2 separate regions of the Homo sapiens genome follow, and region 1 is linked to region 2. The links are chromatin loops, found by intact Hi-C in ENCODE. Cell type or tissue: MCF 10A. All regions are shown on one strand. Links, peaks and the distances in the headings refer to the core of each region. The heading gives the core; the rest is flanking DNA.

Region 1 (8,330 bases), core at 284-8,283, 64 kb after region 2:
AACGTCTTAAATTGCTAATTTCCTGGCCCCCTTAGAGGATCTTTTCCTCAGTCTGGGTGGAGCCCTAGGAATCTATATTACAGAGAAGCATCCCAGAATTTGGAGCTGCTCTGATGTTGTGGTAGGGGGGCCAGTGGGCCAGACTTTTAGAAACATCGGACAACCATCTAGCTACTCAGTGACCCCAGTATCTCTCCAGGCATCTACCCCTCCTGGGCTCCAACTTGACAGATCTCTCAGGCCAACTGGTCTGCTCACCTTTTCTTTCTCTTCTCTGTCTGTTCTTTCTCTTTTTGGCTAAGTCCTTCTCAGATGTGGGCTATCAGCTTAATGAATTTGAGGGCACAATGTGAGTCCTTTTGGCCAGAGAGGGTGAGAGTGACATGGAAAAGCAAGGGGCCTCCTCCTGCCTGCCTATGAGGATGGCCGGGACGTGGCTCCAGTTGAGTCTGCTCTGATGGTGTTCTCATCGCCCCTCCGTGCACCATCCACAGGCTTTGCTGAGCATCCTGGTGGTCATTGCTGCCTTGTTTTCACAGGTGAAGGTGATGGCCCTTCCAGCTTTCTGGTTTGTGATGAGATGCTTATCTCCTTGGCCCTCTCCAAGCTCAGGGGTGACGGCCCTGCAGAGACCTTGGCTTCTGCTCAGTTGTTCTTAATTAAATTTGAAATCAACTAGAACAAGAGGGCTTTGGGAGCTTGGTGGGCTGAGGGCCAAGGGCCTGAGCAACTGCCACGGACTAGCACCACCTCCCACAGTCCTGATCCCTGGGACATGTGTACAGATTACAGAGAAATCCCTCTGCAATGAGGTTATGTTAACTCTTTAGCCTAGGTGCTGGGTTTCAAAAGCAACCAGAGACCAGGGGCAGAGGACCTTGCTTTTCTTGCTGAATATTTACAGCTAGGGATTATTTGGAGCAGTAGAAATCCAAGTCCCCCAGAACTCTCAGGGTGACAACTAGGGGTCCCTAAGTTCTGATGCATGATCCCTGCCCCCACCCTGACCCCAGCTGTACCTCTCAACCTTTATTAGAGGGTTTTCCCTTAAAGCAGCCCAAGGAACTGGCATATCCAGAATAGCATGTTTGGGGATCAGAGGAAGAGTATGGAGCCAGAGACTGGGGGGATGCCTGGGTTCTGTGAAGAGGAGCAAGACGTTTGGAGCTGATTTTGGGTCAGCCCAGCTAACATGCGAACCACTGGGTGACCATTTTTGAATGTCTACATATGCATCACACACCAATAGGTGGTGAGGAACATTTGTTATCTGTTGTGCACATAGGAAGCCGTTGGAGTTATCCATTGTAAAGTGGTTAATAATAACCACCATTTGTTAAATGCACACGTTTTACAAATGCTGTTATCTAATCATTGCAATAACCCTGTGAGTTACCATTATCTCCACCTACAGATGAGGAAACTGAGGCACAGAGAGGTGAAGTAACAATTTGCTCCAGGCCATATGGGTGGTATGTGATAGAACAGGTACTAGATCTCAGGTCAGCTGACACCAAAAGAACTTAGACTATACCAAAGGTGACAGATTACCCTCATCACAACTAGAAAATATTTTCAAGGCAATTCAAGAGCAAAGGCAGCATTCGTGGCACGGTAGGCTTTGGAGGGAGTTAAATCTGGCAAAAGGTTATTAGGGGGACTGAGTGCTCTGGGAAATGGAATCAGTAAACAGACCTCCCAATTCTGCAAAGCCACCTTCTGCAGGTGCAGAGGGCCAGCTTGCTCATTTCACCTGAGAGATGAAGGTCAGGTGCAGAAGGAAATGGTGGTGTCCCCATTGCAATAGCCATATGAAGACAGGTCAAGGGCCAGGCTCTGAACCCCACCCTGGGCACTGTGGTAAGTGTGCATCCCTCTCCCTGTCTCCCTGGGGGCTGCTGAGATTTTTCTGTCAGTGCCCTTTTCTGACATTCAGGATCTGTTTCTCCTCAAGCCTTTCTCTGTCTAACTTCTGTCTCCAGGAAAAAGACTGGGTAAGTGTTATGGGTTGAATCGTGTTCCAGTCCAATTCTTGTCCTGGAGTCCTAGCCCCCAGCCTAGTATCTTTGACTGTGATGTCATTTGGAGAGAAGGTCTTTTACAGTGGGAATCAAGTTAAATGAGGTCATTAGGGTGGGCTCTAATCCAAATGAAGTGTGTCTTTAAAAAATGGGAAAATTTGTTGAATTTTTTTTTTTTTTTGAGATGGAGTCCTGCTCTGTCACCCAGGCTAGAGTGCAGTGGTGCAATCTCGGCTCACTGCAGCCTCCGTCTCCTGGGTTCAAGTGATTCTCCTGCCTCAGCCTCCCGAGTAGCTGTGATTACAGGTGTGCGCCACCATGCCCAGCTAATTTTTGTATTTTTAGTAGAGATAGGGTTTCACCATGTTGGCCATGCTGGTCTCAAACTCCTGACCCTGTGATCCGCCCACGTCAGCCTCCCAAAGTGCTGAGATTACAGGCATGAGCCACTCTGCCTGGCCCAAAATGGGAAAATTTGGACATGGAGACATGCATAGAAGGAAAACAATGTGAAGAGACGCAGGGAGAAGATGCCATCCACGAAGCCAGGAGAGAAGCCGGGGACAGATTCTTCCCTCCAAGCCTTCAGAAGGAAACAACCCTGTGGACACTTTGATTTTGAACTTCGGCCTCCAGAACTGTGAGATGAAAAATGTCTGTTGCTTCAGCCACCTTGTCTGTGATACTTAGTTATAGCAGCCCTGGCAAACAAATGCAGTTTAAGTAATTTATATCCTAGCATGAATCAGGGTTAAAACAATTCCAGGAGCATTTTCAACTTAAAAGAATAGGAAATATACCAAAGAAATGTGTTTTAAAGGATGGTATTTAGAATACTCTGAAATTTGGGGCTAACGTTGGGGGCCACAGATCTCTGCAGGCTCCCAAGTGTTAGTTATTTCACTCATTCTGTCCCCAAGGGCATGGGAGGCCCGTCCCCAACAGACGCATGCATTTTCCTCTGAGTTCCTCCTTCTCTGAGACCCTGGTGTCTGTTTAGCTGCTTAGCTTTGGTATCCTGGAGACTGAGCAATGCTAGTGCCACCACCCCAATCAAGCAGGGCTCTCGAGAGCTGTGACTTTTGAAAACAGACTGTTCCTGGTTTCCATAAGGTGAAAACAACCAAAAAAACAAAAAAACATTCTCTGGGATTCCTTTTCTCCCTGGCAGCCTACGGGCAGTGTCCAAGCCTCATAGGAGTTTTGCCCTGCAGTTTCCCAGCCTGGAGTGTTTGGCGTGTGGTCCATGGGGAAATCTGTGCATTGAAATGTAGCGGAGGAATAAAGAATTTGGGCACGATTTGGGAAATCTTTGCTTGGGTCTTTCCTTGTGTCTTTCCTGGGACAAGCCTAATTCACCTGTTCAGCACAAATGTATTAAATATGTACTCTGTGCCAGGAAACAGTACTGGGCAAGGTGCTGGGGAGACTGTCATGAATAAGTCTGACACTTGTCACCAGGGAGCTCACAGTCTAGGAGGGAAAAGCAACAACGGACACATGTTTTCAGAGCTGATGATTGTTCTGAAAGGGGAAGTGTCGACTCCCCATTCCCTGCCCTTGACCTGTTGTCTGTATCATTGTTTGTGTCTGGTTCTATCCAGCTTAAATTATAAACTTTGAGGGCACAGTCGTGTTGCTGGCATAATTTTTTTTTTCCCCAGAGGTTTTTTTTCTGCTACAGGCACAGAAGAGGCGTTTTAAAAATCAAACTGCAGCGTGCGATAATTACACGGGGGAACTTGTTAAAATGCAGATTCCCCGACTCTGCCCTCAGAGGTTCTGAATTCGTGGACCAAGGGTAGGGCCGGAGAATGTGCATCTTTAAACCCAAACACTCAGGGACTGTGGTTCTGGAACTCTGTATGCCACACTTAGAGAACACTCTCCTAGGATTGGGGCTGCTTGCTGGTGTTCTTTTATTCCCACAAAATTAAACAGAAAGCAGAAACTTGTGAAAAAGTGAAACTGACAAAAAGAAATGTCAGGGAGAAGACATCTCTTTTTGTGAAATTAACAAATCAGGTAAACACTGACTGAATTGAGCAGAATTCCTGCTACGATAGGTATTCCTTGTTTGTTTTAATTAAGTCACTTAGGTAGATGATATAGTACTTAAATCAGACGTTTGAGTCCCTTTCCCTTTCACTGAAAAGGAACTGAAAGAGCCACAAGCCTCATAATACGTGACTTAAAAACTTTCCGGCTGGGGGCAGTGGCTCACGCCTGAAATCCCAGCACTTTGAGAGGCTGAGGCGGGTGGATCACGAGGTCAGGAGATCGAGACCATCTTGGCCAACATGGTGAAACCCTGTCTCTACTAAAAATACAAAAATTAGCCAGGCGTGGTGGCACATGCCTGTAATCCCGGCTACTCGGGACGCTGAGGCAGGGGAATCGCTTGAACCCGGGAGGCAGAGGTTGCAGTGAGCTAAGATCGCGCCACTGCACCCCAGCCTGGTGGCAGAGTGAGACTCCATCTCAAAAAAACAAAACAAAACAAAACAAACTTTCCATCACAGATGTGTGTTTTCACAATTGCTTGGATTTCTTTGATATTTTAGGAATGAAGGCTTGTTAATCACAGATCCTAGACCCTAAGTGGAACAAGACAGTAAGGTAGGTGTACTGAGATTGTCACGATGGCCACTTCTGCGTCCATCGCATGGCCCACAGGTGACAACTTGTCAGCATCCCTACTTGAGAGTTGGTCTCTGCTGGGTTCGTGCACCAGATCTTCTGCACTGCCCTTGCACATTGTTCTGAAAGTCAAACAAACCAACGTCTTGTCAGCCAACCAGGGAGCTGTATCTGTGTGCCTTAGACAAATCCTGTGCCCTCTCTGAGTCCTGGCTTGCTTATCTGCAAACTAGCCGTTCCTGAGAGTTCCTGCAACTCTGATAGCATATGGTGTGACCACATCAAAAACAGGTCATCACCCTTGCCTCGTCATCCCCACACCACCTACCCTGGCCCATTTTTCAGCCCAGCTTCCAGAACAGAACCTGGCACAGAGGAAGCTCAAACCACATCGGTAGAGGGCTCTTTGGTTCTCAGAGTGGCCCTGGACTTGACCACTCTGTATCTGGCATATTTTGGAAATATCTCAGTAGGAAGAAAGAAGCTGGAGATGGTCATATTTTTTCCCTTAAAGCTCCCCTTCCTCTTCCTTCAGCCTCATTCAGTTGCTGACATTCTGGGCCCTGAACCTAATGCCAATTTTCCTCCCACTTCTTCTGACTCATATCTTTCATCATGTCTCAGGAGAGCGGCGTCTGTCACTCCCCTCTCCTGGCAAACATGAGGGGCTTGGGAAGAATGTCAGCCACAGCTCAGTGCAGCCAGGACTGGGCCTGATCCTGGAGCAATCGGTAAAGCTGGGAGGTCGGCTGCCTGTTGGGGTCTTGCACACTTAGGTGGAGGCACTTTCTTTCTCTCTCAGCCATATTCCTCCCTTCCCCCTTGAAGCCTTAGAAAAGAGAAAAGCATACTTGCTTCTTTTCCCTGGATCCTCTTTGAGTTGTAATTTTGAAGGACACTAAGTATCATTTACTCTGTTGGGAGTGAAGACTTCTGCATTTTTTGCTGGCAGCATCAAACAGCAATGGGCACACGAGGGGATGGTCCTGAAGTTAAGACCACTGGGGTCTCACCTCCCTCCATAATTCTAACCTTTTTTCCATGAGATTTCCAGAGAGAATCTTAGCTGAAAAATCCAACCAGAACCCTTGCCAGTGTGTCTGGGAGAGGAAAGCTTATTCTTGCAAGGGCTTTCCAGTGCCTTCCTATAATTACAGCTTGATTCTAAATGGTTATTATTATGAAGCCAATGCAATCACTGCCAAGGAGATAGGAAAGATACCACATAAGCCACACCAACACAAGGTTTAGGGAAATCAGGGTTTTTACTGGATTTCAGACTAAGGCATGGTGCTGAGAACCAAAGAGAGGAATCTTTAGCTATGTACACAAACTCTCAGATTCTTAGGTAGAGAGAGGAGGAAGACTGAAATGAGATGGAGGAAAGAGAAAATCTTAGGACTGGTGGCAAAGAGAGTAGTGACTTAGAATGCAGAGATCCAAGGTCAGATCAGCATTTGTAAAGATTCTGGAACCTATAGAATGCTATGATGTTGAAATGTGTATTTCCCCAAACTATTACTCATTTCTAAGTGTTTATATAGCTCACTACGTGCCAGGCATTGTCCCAAGCACTCTCTATATATTAACTCATTTAATTAAATTTCCATTGAGTTTCACAGTTTCTAGATTTATGGAATTTTCACCTAGAGACATTTAGCAAAAGCTGTGATCACTCCTTATCCAAAGAAGCTCTTGGAACTGTGACAGATCATTCTAGATTCCAACCCACACTTTCCCTGTTAGCACCTGCATCTCTGTGGCTTGCCTTCTCCAGTCCCGGAAATGTTTTAACCCTTTGTCTGCTCGAGGGGACAAGGACTAGTGAACAGGACTGGGAGAGGGAGAACAGCCTAAGAGAATGGGTTGGGGGAGGAAGACGGTAGGATGAGGGAAAGGCCCAGGATTAAAAGGCAAGCTCAGAGAAAGCCGCAGCCATATCAGTGGAGGCTATTTTTCTTAAGATCTACCATCTAAGCAGCAAGAGGGAGATCTGTTCAAACCGGTGAGATGGTCTGGCATAAGCTTCTGATTCAGCCACTCCTTCCCCTTAGCTCATCCTGTGCAAGCTCATCTTGCGGCAGGGTGCAAGGAGGTTCTGATGAGCTAATGCTCCCAGAAACTCTGGGTAGGAGGGAACCATCTTCCTTGTCAGGGTATTACCCCATTCTTTGAAGGATTAGAAGAGGGACCAAAATCAGGGTTGATGCAACATAAATGGGCCACATGGTGGCTTTGCTTGGACACTGTGGCATGCATGTCTCTACCCCTCTCAGGGTTTCCTTTCTGTCCCTCCTTCTTTGTTTGACACCACTCAGTGTTGGCGGTGCTGACTGTAGGGAGGTGATTGTGACATTCCTGATATGTTGGCTGAAATTCTTCCCAGGAGCCCTTTGTTGTAGTGGCCAAATCAATCCCTCCATCTGGGTAAGAAATTGGTTTTGAGGACTCTGGAGCTGGGTGGAAGAGCCTTGGAGCAAAGGCAAGTCAGAGGTTCTTAAGGAGAGTCATGGATCAAGCTCTGGGGAGGTCATATCTAAAGATCCAGAGGTAGGATAGGAACCGGAAGACACTGTGGATGAGTTTGCAGCTGGGTAATGATTGGGAGGGGACCTGGTTCAGAAGAAGTGAAGAGCACTCAAGGCCACTGCTGGGAAAAGTTTTGGGAGGTCCATGCTTCCCTTCTTTGGGGTGAGCTTGGGGATAGTCGAAGGCAGAGTGGACAAGTTTCCTTTTCTCTCTTAGTTTCCTTATCAACAAATGCAAAGATCCACTGTGAGCGTTAAATGACACAACTCATGTAAAGTGCCTAATACAGTGCCTGATATATTGTCAATATTCAATAAATTAGCTTTTAGGATTTTATTTTGCTGAACAGTCTTCAGAGGTCATAATAAAATTTGCTGCTGTTTGCCTACTTACCAACAACACATGGTGATATTTGCTTAAGAGCATAGGAAAAAGCAGGGAACGTGCTCTCAGTCCTGGCTTGACATTTTTTTAGGATCTGTATCAGTAGGTCTGTGTCAGTTTGCATAGTACATAAACATGCACTGTTGAGTTTGGGGAAAGATGAAAAATCTAGTTTCAAGTCTGATCATTTGAAAGAATTCTCCAAGAAGGTAGCACTTGTCTGGCTATCCGCACACAATAGTTTGATACACATCTCAAGAAGGGAATGGAAGAAGCCAGATCCTATATTTTTGAATGCTAGGATGCCTTGGTGGGCATGGGAAAGTGGGGAGTGATAGGAGGAGTGTGAAGAGGGGTAGATTGTGGGAAGATGCTGTCCATGAAGTCATCCATTACAGTGTTCCTTAACTGCAAACCGCCCCAAATTCTATTACATGGTTAAAACATTTTGGGAACTCTTGCTCAATAATAAGCAGCAGCATGATAAAAAATTTTTTCTTGAAGCCATTTCTCGCTTATCATCCTCTTCAACCTGGATTTGTTCCCATGTGCTTCTCTGGAGGCCCAAAGAAAGCAATGTGTCTCAGAAGCTGGAAAACTAGACTGGAGTCAGGGAGCAGCCCTCCCTGGCTGGTTGCTTGTGTGTGCTCTTGTCTCCCCAGCCCAGGCTTGGCTTGTTGCTAAGTCACATACCCAAGAAGCTGTGGGCAGGAGGGGCTGAATGGGTCGCCCTGGCCCCCAACTCCCATCTACAGT
Region 2 (8,330 bases), core at 281-8,280:
GCTATCAGCCTTCATCCTGGTCTAAATCTGTATCGGTGACTTGCCCAAAGATCTGGAAAGGCCAAAGATGCCACTGGGCTAGGAGCGAAGCTGATACGATGGATGTAACATCAGGATCCCTGATAATCTCTGCAGACCCAAATGCCCAGCCAAACCCAGCAAGAGGGAAGACTTTCAACAACTGTTGTTCAGTTTCATGTGGTTTCAAATTCAGAAGCACAAGAACTAGATTAGAGAGCCCTCCGTTGGCAGCAGTTCACAAGAAAGAAATCTGGAAGTTTTAGTTGACCACAAGCATAATACGATCCAACAGTGTGACTGTTGCTAAAAATGCTAAAATATATGTAGGCTGTCTTCATAGACATGTGGTGTCCAGATCCAGGGAGGTGATGTTGCTGGGTCTTCTGGCATGAGCAGGCCATGTCTAGAGGGTAGGTTTAGTCCTCCTGAGCATCACGTTTGGGGAGAACAAGCATGACCCCTGGGGGCATGTCATGGAGGAGCAGTTGGAGACATTGAAGTGGATTAACTGGTCTGGTGGAGACCAGCTGGATGCTCAGCATTGCATATTCTCTTCCTGGGCATGCTGGAAGTCGGCATTCCCCAGCCTCTCCTGGGGTTAGCTCGGACCATTGGACTAGCTTCTGGCTGATGGAATATGGGCAGAGCCGGTCCACTCTGTTTCCAGTGATGCTTCATGCTGCCCTTTTCCTGAGAGTCTGACAGGACAAGATGGATGGAACGGGGCACCTTGAATCATTTGGAATCCCACTTGGAAGGCTCCCTCCCAAATAGCCACTTAGACTGAGACAAGAATGAAAAAATAAACCTTTATTGTGTGAAACCACTGGGATTTTGTCATGGCAGCTGGCAGGAATGACTCTCATACAGTGGTGGAAAAGAAAACCCAAGGAAGATGGATAGTTAAGTACTAATTATATAAACTAATTATATATGTGGCAGACTTTTTTTTTTTTTTTGAGACAGAGTCTTGCTCTGTTGCCCAGGCTGGAGTGCAGTGGTGTGACCTCGGCTCACTGCAAGCTCCGCCTCCTGGGTTCATGCCATTCTCCTCTCTCAGCCTCCCGAGTAGCTGAGACTACAGGCACTCGCCACCACGCCCGGCTAATTTTTTTGTATTTTTGGTAGAGACGAGGTTTCACGGTGTTAGCCAGGATGGTCTCGATCTCCTGACTTGTGATCCACCCATCTTGGCCTCCCAAAGTGCTGGGATTACAGGCGTGAGCCACCGTGCCCAGCTAATCCACTGAGATACTGCCTTGGTCTCACAACTACTGGGCACTAAAGAGAGTAGAATGGTGATTTTATCCTCCTGGAAAGATTATTGGGAAAATGGCTACTACTGGGCAGTTATAACCCCTCCCTAAACACCCCCTCCAGTGATAGTTTTTGGTTTTGTTTTCAATGGTCTAATCAGACCTCCCTCACTTGCTAGTTATATGACCTTGAGCAAGTTACTTGGCTGCTCTGTGCCTCAGTTTCCCTATATATGAAAAGGTTATAATACCAGCACCTGCTTCGTGGAGTCTTTGTGATGATTAAATGAGTTTATCATACAACATACAACAGTGTCAATATGTGTTCATTTTTTTTTTTTTTGGATTTTTGTTTTTCTCTGCTTAAGGGGCTGTCCTCAAGAAACTTGTCACTTAGGTCTTTGGAAGGTGAGCTGCCGCACTGTCCAAGCTCCCCACAACTGGGGCAGAAATAAGATTTTTTTTTTCTTTTTTCCGTAGATGATGAATTCCTAGTTTGGCCTGAACTTCCATGCCTAGTTTAGGGTGGGGGGTGTATGTGACTGCAGGGATTCTTGCAGGGAAGAGTGGTGGCAGGAAGAGGCTAGATGTTCATATGGAGAGGTGGAGCCAGGGGAGGACCCAGTGAGAGAGGTGGTATCTGACCCTGGGGAGGGACCAACACTGAAGCTGGTGTTATGGAAACTGAAGATGGAGGCTGTGATCTGGAACACAGCAACCAGACCTTCCTGTCTGTTCCAGGGGCCACGGGAACCCCGGGGTTTGGAGAGAATGTCCGTAAACGGCACTCTTAAAAGAGGCTGGGGATTATCTGGCATGGGGCAGATCAGTCCACAGTTACAGGGAGACTGTTGTTGAGGAGCCCCGTGTTCCCTCCATCTCTGCTTTGTAATTGCTGTGTGCCATTGGAAGGGCCACTTAACCCCTCTGCATTTTGCCTTTTCCATCTGTAAAATGGGAATAACAATATCTACTCTGTCATCTTCAAGGAATGAAAACAAGCAGGGCTGTGGAAGTGGAAGATTTTTCATACTTCTCAATCAGTCACAGAGAACTACCCAAATGTCAGCGTCTTTAGCTCCGTTTTGGCTAAGAAGGAACTTTCTAACCTCTAAAATAGGAGTGAGGTGTTTCACGAGGCAAAAGGCACCTGGGAATCAGATGTGAGGCCAAGAATGCAGGAGAAATGGTCTTACACAAGTGAAGATGGAACTAGACACATGCCAAGGGGACTGTTTTCAGGCAATAGCTCCCGAAAGAGGTCATGGTTCTGGGAGGACAATGCCCATGCAGCTCTGTAGCTGTTGGATTTTCCCAGCCTTCACCTGAAGGTGGAATTGAGACACCCTCCAGCAACCAGTGGGGTGGCCCAGGGGGATGGGGGAGAGGAAAGCCTGACACCTGAGCATCTCACTCAATAATTCAGGGCTGGTTAGAGCCCAGTGAGGTGTTTCACACTCTGCAAAGGCAGATAATGAAGCATTCTTCCAAAATGAGAGAATGTGCCTTTTCTTTTCTTCCCGCCTCTTTCCTAATAAAATCATTAAACCAGGATTTCCAGAGGCCTGCCACCCCACCCACCTTGGCTGTTTCTGTGGGGAGGGAAGGGTACTTGAGTTTTGGTAGGGGTGGGGAAGCTGAGCTAGGAAGGGGGCTTGGCTGGTGACAGAAGGAGAGCAGTCCTACTGAGAAGGGTGTTGGGGTCTCAGAGGGCAGGGGGAGGGGGCCTGCTGATTTCTCACCACCCCAGATGACATATGACTTAGCACGTCCCCAGGTCTCCAGGGCTGCAGCCGGCGCTGTGCTTTCCACATGTGTTTAGTATTATCGGTGTTTTTACAATAATAACTGTGGTCTTGAAAGGGACTAAAATTAATTAAAATGCCTGGCTGGAGAGAACCTCCTTGGGGTAAGTGCAGGGGGTATGGGCGGTCATCTTGTCCATCCCCCTGTCTCTGGTTGGGTCTGGACCCCTGTTGGCCCAATCAGCTGGTCTTAGAAGATGCCAGTGTGGGAGCATCTGCAGTCTTAGAGGTTAAAATTCTTTTAGGGAAATGTTTCTTGGTATTTAAACTACAGTAAGAAAGGAAGAGCAAACACTTAGATGTTGTGTTTGCAATTTGCAGAACCGCACTGAGAAAGCCCCCACTGGTTGTATTTATCAAACTCTGCTGCGTGCCCTCATCCAAAGACCCCTGTCTGAGAGCATCCCTTGGTTCAGAGAGGAACAATTTGGCTCTTGATTTAGGGCAGGGTTTCTCAAGCTCATTGCAGCACTGTTGACGTTTGGAGCTGAATCACTCTTTGTGGGCAGGGGTTGTTCTGTGCACTGTAGGATGTTTAGCCATGCCCTTGACCTCTACCCACTAGATGCCAGTAGCATTCCCAGCCTCACAAGTGTAAAAACTAAAAATGTCCTCAGACGTTGCCAAATACCCCTGGGGAACCAAATCGCCTCCAGTTGAGAACCACTGATTTAGGGCAAGGCTCTCTGGCATCTCAACCACCTCCCCCCATTCCCACCCCCCCTACTCCCCTACTCCAGGGAAGCAGTGCTCATCCAGGTTGTCATGACATGCAAATGTGTCACCATCACGCAGGAGAACAAGTGACGGGTTATGAATAACACCCTGAGGTTTGGGAGTGATTCACTTTTTAAAAACAAATCAGAGCAGGTACTAACATAGCAACATCCCTTTCACTCCCTCGCAGTCCAAGATGATTTTCCGAGTGGCCAGAGTTGCCCATTGCTCCTAGCCTGTCTCATGGAGGTCACAGCCAGGATGAGGTTAGCTGCTTTTGCTAATCAGCTGTGAGTAGTCTGGCGATGACATGTTATTGCCATGTTTTATTGCCTCATCACATTTGGGTTTGTCTGTGGGATCATGCTGCACACAGATCACGTTGCTGTTCTCGAAGTTCACTTGGAGGAGAACTGGACATCCAAGACTCTGTTGGCCCTGTTGGCCTCATCTCCTTTTCCTCTCTCATCTCTCAACACTGTGCTCTATTCAGTTGCTTCTTCATGGACCTCCAATACAAGTCTTCCTTCCTACACTGCCTGGAGCCCTTTCCCGGCTCCTCTGAATATGGCTGGCTCCTCCTCCTCATGTCTCAGCTCACACATGCCCTTCTCAGAGGCTGGGTGCACCTGACATCTAGCGAACCCGGCCCTCTTCTAGTAGTGAGTCAGCCTCTGTCCAGGGGCTCTGTTCTTTTCCCATAGCATGTGTCACTACCGACACTCGTGCTGGTGTGTATGTCCCCCGCATACCAGTTGGGTTTCCAGGAAGCCAATGCAGAGATGGAGTTATGGGTTTATTGGGGGAATAAGCAACCTATGAGGGAAAAGAGGAGGGAGCTGGATTGGGCAGGGGGAACCATCAGAACGTGAAGGCAACCTGGGCAGTCTCCAGGAGCTTTGGAGCAGAGACTGCCCATTGGAGAAGTCCCATGTGGGTAGAAATGGGTTGGCCCTTGTGCCACCACCTTGCATAGTCATTAGCTAGGGCTGCCTCAAGAACAGCATGACCTCAGCCTGAAAACTGACGAGGACCTCGAAGACACCAGTGCAGTGGCTGTCAGCCAGTCAAGCTCCTCTCAGTCAGGCAGCAAGTCCTTTTTGAAGGATCTGAGCCATGCATCTCCATGTCTACCCTTCCGGGGTGGAATGGACACTCCCTGAGAGCAGGAACCCTGTAGATCTTGCTTATGCCTGATCCCATTCCCTACAGCAGAGCCTGGTGCATGGTAGGAGATCAAACCTGAGCTGATTTTAGTTTTCAGAGAGTAATTTGGTTGCCCTGGTTGCCCTAAACTCAGATTTCTGAGTTTACAAACTCAGAAATAGAAATATTGTAGGCTGAGTGTGGTGGCTCACACCTGTAATCCCAGCAGTTTGGGAGGCCGAGGCGGTCGGATCACAAGGTCAAGAGATCGAGACTATCCTGGCCAACATGGTGAAACCCCGTCTCTACTAAAAATACAACAATTAGCTGGGCATGGTAGCGTGTGCCTGTAGTCCCAGCTACTTGGGAGGCTGAGGCAGGAGAATCGCTTGAACCCGGGAGGCGGAGGTTGCAGTGAGCCAAGATCGCGCCACTGCACTTCAGCCTGGTGACAGAGTGAGATTCCGTCAAAAAAAAAAAAAAAAAAAGAAAAGGAAAAGAAATATTTTAGAAAGACAAACATGTGCTGCAGGGGGAAATGGCAGAGAAACACTGCTGCAAGGTATCTCAAACCATGGTTCACCCTGCAGTACTTCCAAGGTTTTGAAAGCTAAAAAAAAAAATCATGATGTTGGGGCATCCTGTAACTTGCCTCTTGTAGGGTTAGAAGATGTTAGCTGGGTGACATCTCTCCAGCCAGGTGAGAAGGGGGGAACAGAAGCTCGGGGGATCTCAGAGGAAAAGGAAAACAGAACTATCTGGTGGGTCAAAGGCGCATACCAGGGGGCCGTGGGTGCCTGTCAAACCGGAATGGTTATCTGGTCTGGCAGAGCCCAGCATCTTGGGTGGCCAAACAAACCTCAGATACAGTGTTCCCAGAGATGGGGGGTTGGAGGATATTATGCTTTCCCTTTAGCCTGTCTCTTGCCTCAGTATCTACCTCTGCCAGAGGATCTGAACTGGGATGGGCTTGTCACCTTGGCTGCTGTCCTTTGATGGGGCAGGTCAAAGTCCAAGACTCCAAGAGAACAGGTCTGGCTGTGCAGAAGCCTGCATGGGTGCAGTAGGCAGGGGGGTAGAGGAGTCTTCTGGGTGACAGAGATACCCACGGGGCAGGTGCCCAGCAGCCTTGCAGTGAGGAGGGGAGGGAGCAAACTCTATGCACTGTGTGGAGAGGGAGCGGGTGGCAGAGATCTGTCTCAGGGAGGTGCCTGACTCAGAGAGCCAGCATGAACCTCAGTTTACAAACTCAGAAATGCAAGAAATAGAACTCATATTATCTGATAACTCAATTGCAGTGGGGCATTTCAGATCCTTCCTACCCTTTTCATGGGTGTTGCCTCTAAGTTCAGGGAACAGGGAAGGCTAACAATGCTCTGGCAATTACGGAGTGGGACAGTGTGCTCTCTACATCACATGTCTGCACTGGGCTCATCTGAGACCTCCAACAGGCTGCTATGGGTTCCTCAGCCGTTCATTCACCCTGGGCACTGCCGAGTAGTCTTTTGATCCCAACCAGAGGACATGCCTGTCTACTTATTCAGAGCACCCTGGTAGTACCCCTGACTCAGTACCTGGCATATCATCTCAGTACTCAGCAGTACCCCTGACTCAGTACCTGGCATATCATCTCAGTACTCAGTAGTACCCCTGACTCAGTACTTGGCATATCATCTCACTCTCTGCTTTGAGCCTGGCTCCCTTTGCTCCCCCAACACGGAATCTCTCAGCTTTTATCTAAGGGCCGCTTCACTAGACCTCAGCACATGTTCTTCCAAATCTGTTGTATTTGCAATACCTTTCAAAAACCTTCTTTGAAACTCAAAAACCAGGGTGTATTATGCTATTTCTTTGATTTGGGGGTGTTATCCACACTCTAATGCAGCAAATTCAATAGGGCCTCACTAACTAGACGAGGAAAGACCAAGCAGTGCAAGGAAATATTGTGCTGGGGGAGACAGAGGTGAACATTGGTTAAAATACAAAAAGCATCCTCCCAGCACACTTGCTTTGGGGAGCTTTTCTGCCCAGAGCCCAGCTCCTCTCCTGCCTCACTTAAAGGCTCTTCCCCCTTGTCATACAGGTTGCGCTGGCCCAGCCAGGAGAACTAAGCAGTTGGCACTGTCTTCCATTTCCAAGGGCAGCAAAAAATGTATTAATCATCAGGCACCAATGGGAGGTGAGGGAGGCTGGGTCTCTCCATTTCTTTCCATAAGCAAGTCCTTCCTCTGCAATGTGGCTGGACCTCCTTGCAGGCAGTCAGGAGGGCAGGGAAGCAGACCCAGCTCTGGGAGGAACGGCACAGCCTACAGAATAGAAACAAACCTAACGACTGCCATTTTGAGACCTCAAGAGTCATTAAACCCAGACTGAAGTCAGTTTATCTGAATCCTCACCTAGGTGGTGTGTTGATGTGGGCGGGCCTCCAAGGCCACCAAAGTCAGAGTGACCCAGGTTTAAGTATTAGCCCTACAGGTTAGTGGTCCTGATAAACACACTTCATTTCCTTTGCCTCCATTTCCACATCTTTAAATGGGCATGATATTTGCGATGATTCAATGCAATAATGTTTATAGAACCCTTAGAATCCTGCTTGGCTGTCTATTCATTCTCAATTAATGTTAATTCTATTCCTTTCTCTTAGGAGGTCCACAGATGAAGAACAGCTCTCATCTCTATGGTCCCCAGCATTTATTTAAAGCTAAGAATTCACAGGTCAACCAAATCACTCCCTGAAAACTAAAATCAACCAAAAGCAGAGGAAGAATCACTGAGACCCTCCTAGCATGTCTTTCTTAACTCTCATACCTGAAAGGATGGGTAATTGGGTGTTTCATATTGGCATGGACCCTAACATGGTGTGACTCAATCTCTTGCAATGCTGTGCATTGCTAGGGCACTGATTTCATTGTTGAGAGTCTCTCACTGGTAAGAAATATTTCCTTATTCAGTATCAATTTCTTCAGCTGATTGGCTCTATTCCACATCCCATTGTTATGGCTCCTCACCTAAGTACAGCTGCAATGCTTGAGAAAAAAATGCCCAGGAAAATTCTTGCCTTTGAGCAGGCCCACCTTATATTGAAACCAAAAGTCTGCAAGAAAAATGGTAGGGAATGACCTTTAAGCCTTGGAGGAAGAATTTATGAGCACAACTATAGCTTCTTCTTGGCATAAAGTTGTGTTCTGTATTCTTCAAAATTCTCAGATTTTGTGCACTGTTGGTTCAAGGTCACAACAAAAAGCCCCTATGCTCTGAGGACAGAAGCATGCTGGGATTTCAAGGGCATGGCCAGATTTGAGAGAAAGGAGACCTCAGAGCTTACGACTTGGAAAGGCAGAGTCCAACGACAATGGGTCATTCTCCTGTTTAGGATAAGGGCATG

The links. Peaks named below come from ENCODE experiments on the same cell type or tissue, not always from the same donor. Only the 100,000 strongest peaks of a DNase experiment are listed, where the experiment ranks them.
Region 1: it touches region 2 in a loop (5-fold over the local background); 3 of 110 quality-filtered maps call a loop at or near these places.

Annotation. Positions count from the first base shown.
Region 1 is chr17:72,294,490-72,302,819 of GRCh38, reverse strand. No RefSeq gene overlaps it. Among named protein-coding and RNA genes, the nearest start is that of LINC02003, 44 kb to the left of the region's middle. RefSeq lists a silencer at 3,411-3,490. In MCF 10A, for the core only: no CTCF peak of the experiment used is centred there; DNase peaks (open chromatin) are centred at 5,269 and 6,179.
Region 2 is chr17:72,358,205-72,366,534 of GRCh38, reverse strand. No RefSeq gene overlaps it. Among named protein-coding and RNA genes, the nearest start is that of LINC02003, 20 kb to the right of the region's middle. In MCF 10A, for the core only: no CTCF peak of the experiment used is centred there; DNase peaks (open chromatin) are centred at 3,804, 4,434 and 7,804.